2 separate regions of the Homo sapiens genome follow, and region 2 is linked to region 1. A link is an interaction called in ENCODE POLR2A ChIA-PET data of the cell type or tissue named here. Cell type or tissue: B cell. All regions are shown on one strand.

What was found. Peaks named below come from ENCODE experiments on the same cell type or tissue, not always from the same donor. Only the 100,000 strongest peaks of a DNase experiment are listed, where the experiment ranks them.
Region 2: POLR2A ChIA-PET joins it to region 1 with 5 read pairs; 4 of 35 experiments call an interaction of 5 or more read pairs at or near these places.

Annotation. Positions count from the first base shown.
Region 1 is chr1:183,837,830-183,840,329 of GRCh38, forward strand. The region is part of intron 2 of RGL1 (ral guanine nucleotide dissociation stimulator like 1); the gene reads left to right. Among named protein-coding and RNA genes, the nearest start is that of RGL1, 34 kb to the left of the region's middle. In B cell, no CTCF peak of the experiment used is centred here; no DNase peak of the experiment used is centred here.
Region 2 is chr1:183,583,771-183,586,270 of GRCh38, forward strand. The region is part of intron 2 of NCF2 (neutrophil cytosolic factor 2); the gene reads right to left. Among named protein-coding and RNA genes, the nearest start is that of NCF2, 5.4 kb to the right of the region's middle. In B cell, no CTCF peak of the experiment used is centred here; a DNase peak (open chromatin) is centred at 1,351.

The sequences.
Region 1 (2,500 bases):
GCATTAGTTAGATTCCCATAAGAAGTGTACAACCTAGGTCCCTCGCATGTGCAGTTCACAATAGGCTTGGCGCTCCTATGAGAATCTAATGTCGCCGCTGATCTGACAGGAGGTGGAGCTCAGGCAGTAATGCTGGCTCACCTGCCACTCACCTGCTGCTGTGAGGCCCGGTTCCTAACAGGCCATAGACTGCTACTGGTCCATGGTGCAGGGGTTGGAGACCCTTGCTTTAGTTATTGGCATTCTGAGTTTCAAGCAGAAAAGTATCAGATGAAAGTGAAATTATTTTATTTGAAAAATGTGGTCGGCAAACTTCTTAAAATCCACTTAATATTTAAATTTGCTTTCTGGGAAACTTTGGAATCCTTAAAGGATGACCAGAATGTCAGAAATGGAGATTTGTGTTAGAGAAGATAGAATCTGTTATGGATTAATGTTGGACCAAGACTCCAGGAGTACTACTCTTTTTCAGGAGATGAGAAACACAGCTTCCTGTTTCCTTCAGGAGGGTTCCTGGACTCTATCTAGGAAACCCTACTGAGACAGGATGGCAAAGGGGGATGGGATTTCTGTGTGATAAAACACTAGCTATTGTTTGTTATTACAGCTCCCTTTACATCTTCCTGAGGATGAAGGATATTCATCATAGAAGCCTGACCACGTGGCTTCATTCTAACAAGTGGCTTCAAGCAAGGTCAACTCTTGGGGCTCGTGTAGTTTTTTCAGAGCACATTGGTTTGTCATACACATGCCCTTCTGCCTCTCCTGCCTCCACATTTCTACTTTCTTCATAGTTCAGAGGTGTAATTCCCTTCTTCTATCAGATAAAGATCATGGTGACAACACAAATACCTTAACTGGAACGTACACAGAAAGAAAATGTCTCAGCCAGTGTGAAGGTGTCTCTTGACACTGACACAATCTGAGAGGGACTTCTGGGCAGGGGTATGCTGATAAACTGGCCCTCCAAAATAAAAACCCTAATTTGTAGCATTGCTAATTTTCATGGCGTAAATAGTGTCACCATGTCTGAACTCACACTACCAACATGATGCCACTGAATGCAGAGGTGAGGAGTGTGCACATTTGGCTCGTGCAAGAGGTTCAAGCTGGCTCCAGCATACCGCTGTCTAAGCCTTGATATGTTTGTATAATTAGAGGGAAGGTACATATGTCAGCACATATGTGAATCTGGTGGTGAAGATTTCTTCTGGTTTCTCTGCCCAGAAATGCCATCATAGATCAGACGATGTATGAATTTGCCACATGTGCAAGTGCCTCTTCTGGTGCTGCCCATCTTTACTCTTGGAACCAGCTTAATTTTGGTACTCATCCAGATACCATCCTTAGCCTACTACTCTTCCTATTTTAATTGATGTAATTTCTACATATTTCCATCTTAGACCCTTCTCCCAACTTTTAGATTCTAACTGCCTGTTGGACTTACCATTGGCATGTAATTCAGTACCTAACCCACCAAAATCTGACTTCCTCCCCTCAATTTTCTTTCTTATAGGTGACACCATTACCTTTCCAGCCATCCACACTAGAAATCAGGTGAAGTTTCCAGATTCTTTATTTTCCTTCATTTTATTCTCTACATCCAATTGATCAGAAGTCTTGATGATCTTCTTTTTGATTATTTGATGGGAGGGTAAATGTGTCCCTCCCATCTGCCACCTTCTCCATTCCTATTATTGTACTAGTTAAAGCCCTTGCAGTTGCTTATCTGGAATATCCACAACTTTCGTACTGGTTTTTCCAACTTTAAAACTGTCCTCATCAAATCTGTCCTCCACGTTGATTTCCTTGACTATGCTTAAAACCTCATCATTGGTCTCCCATTTCAACAGGACACAGAGTCTCAGCTCCTTAGCATGCAACCTAAGTCCTCCATAATCAGGTAGTCTCCTGCTGGCTCTCCAGCCAAAGCATTCCTTCCCTCTGTCATATTGTTTATGCAGCCACACATTTTCCCCCTGTAGTGGTGGAAAGGTATGATGCCTTTCCTCACCCATCATAAGGGTCATCGGTAACTCTCCTATAACAAAAGACAGGTTAACAAGAGAAAAGCATAACAGATTTCTTTAATCAAAGTTTTATGTGACATGGGAGCCTTCAGAAATAATGGCCCAAAGAGCCAGAGGAAACTTTCCATTTTTATGCTTAGAGTCAATGAAGAATGGACAGCCATGTGGAAATGTGATTGGATGAAACGGGTATGATCTAATGGTAATAGACTAAGGGGGAACCCAGCAAGGCCTGTCTGTTCAGATTCTTCCTGGCCACTCTTTGTAGTATTCTTCTTTCCCCCTGGGTGTGGGCCAGGACCCCTATGGAATGAGGGTCTTATGATCTACTATCAGACAAGGTAGGTCAGAGAATTTATGGTCAGCTTCTAAACAAAAAGGTGAGGGAGGTTAGAGCAATATTTCCAGGCTTTAAGCCTTGCTTTAGGATAAGAGGGGGTTCTAGTTTCTATGACTCACCTTGGGAAGGA
Region 2 (2,500 bases), 250 kb before region 1:
GAGTGGGTGGCAGCAGCTGGACCACATAGGAACAGGCAAGGGAATTTGGCCTTTATCTTGCAGTCATGGAAGCCACTGGAAGTTCTCACAGAGATTGCTTTTTTTAAATTTTTTTTTATTTTACAAGATCACTCTGGAATATGAATGGAGGGGACAAGAGCAGTGGCTGGAAAATCAGTTTGGAAGTGACTGCAGTAGTCCTGGTGAAAAATGAGGGTCTCAACCAAGGCAGTGCTAGTGGGGATGGAGAGAAATAGGTGGATTTAAGAAATATTTAAGAGGTCAACCTGATGAGGTTTAGGGAAAGAGACATTCCCTGGATGGATCTCAGGTACAGATTCTGTGAGAAATGGAGGCCAGCCATATGGGAGAGGGTGGCCTTGCCCAGGAATGGATCCTCAAGGTTCACATACGGACTTCATATCTATAGCCCCTGAATTGTACATAAACGAATGTGTGTGCTTGAAAGTGTATTTCTGGAAACACATTTTGCCATTTAACAACCACTGCTGCAGTTGTAAAAGGGAAAAGGGTCAAGAACAGAACTTCAAAGGGAATACCAACACCTAGGGAATTGCGCAAGAGGGCCTGCTTGAGGTTGAGATTAGTGCCTCATTTGTATAATTTCCTCATTGTTGAATTACAGATAAAACTCGGTAGATTTTTCTCTCAGGTGTAACTATTAATATTACCAATCACAGATTAATTGAATCCTGGGTCTTACTTTTAGAAGTTTCCAAGATCTTTCTAATCACTCAAAACCGTGGCCTTCCAGATCCTGGGACTCACGGGCATTTTTTGGAGGAAATTCTTTCTGGGAGCCTTCACTCTTTTGCCAGTTGTATCTCTTCTTTATAGACTATTAGAGGTCACTAAGGAATGACCTTAGAGTTTGCGTTTTGAGATTTAAGATCGGCTGAAGGATTTGTTGTTAGGCCTCCCTGCATATTCTATAGTCTGGAGACGGGGTAAGGGGGAGTGAGAAAGAGAAGGATGTTAAGAGCGGGGACAGGCAGTTAGAGGCAAGACGTCGGTCAAGATAAACACCTGCTGTACCAAAATATCTCATGTGTCCCATAAATATATACACCTACTGCATACCCACAAACATTAAAATAAAAAATTAAAATTAAAAAAAGAATTTATAAAGTCACAATAAATATGTCACACTAAATATGGGGGGAAGAGAGAGCTAAATGCCTGGATATCTTCTCCCAATCCCAGGCTCTCTTTCTCCCCAGATTGCCATTGTGTCTGTGGTTTTTCTTTTAGAAAAGACTTCACTTCTACTTTCACTTCTTCAGGTAACTAACTGCATCTACATCTTTAAGGTCCTTTGAGCATCTTGTGGTTGCCCTTAGCAACAGCTGCATACATGGGTTTTACAGGCTCTGTTTCTGACCAAACCATAGGATCAAAGCCTTTCAGGGTGGCACAGGATCAGAGCCCAGCCCTCTCTCTGATGTCTGGACATTGTCTACAACCTCCCTGCTGCTCCATCCACGCCCGGCCTCACCCTCACCCCACCCACACCATGCACAGATCATTTTCACTGTCAGAAAGTTCTTTATTAGGCTGGGCTCAGTGACTCATGCCTGTAATCCCAGTACTTTGGGAGGCCGAGGCGGGTGGATCACAAGGTCAGGAGTTCGAGACCAGCGTGGCCAACATGGTGAAACCCTGTCTCTACTGAAAAATACACAAATTAGCTGGACGTAGTGGCGGGCACCTGTAATCCCAGCTACTTGGGAGGCTGAGGCAAGAGAATTGTTTGAACGTGGAAGGCAGAGGTTGCAGTGAGCCGAGATCGCGCCACTGCACTCCAGCCTGGGTGACAGGGCGAAACTCCGTCTCAAAAAAAAAAAAAATTCTTCATTAGCCTGAGCCAAATTCCTCTTCCCTAGAACTGATGCACACTGGTGGAACAGTTTCTACAAAGGGTCAGTTTCCCATGCCCCAAAACATTTGAAATTATCACTTAGAATTTTTTTCCTTTGTTATTTGTTATGAGGTATTTGTGCAGGATGAGAGGGAGGAGGAATTGAGATTAACTTTCATTTTGAATTTATTAATCTTTGTACTAATTATTCCATGTTGACTATAAACAAACCTAAAAATGCAGACAGGGTGATAGAAGAAAATGGATTTTCCTATAATCCCACCATCCAGAGAGAATTATTGATAACATTTTGATCTATGGCCTTCCAGACTTTATTCTGTGATACAGAAATGGGACTATGCTATATGAACTGTTTTGAAATCTGTTTTTAAATTTAACATCTGGCTGGGCGTGGTGGCACATGCCTGTAATCCCAGCACTTTGGGGGGCTGAGGTGGGCAGATCACCTGAGGTCGGGAGTTCAAGACCAGCCTGACCAACATGGAGAAACCCCATCTCTACTAAAAATACAAAATTAGCTGGGTGTGGTGGCGCATGCCTGTAGTCCCAGCTACTCGGGAGGGTAAGCCAGGAGAATCGCTTGAGCCTGGGAGGCGGAGG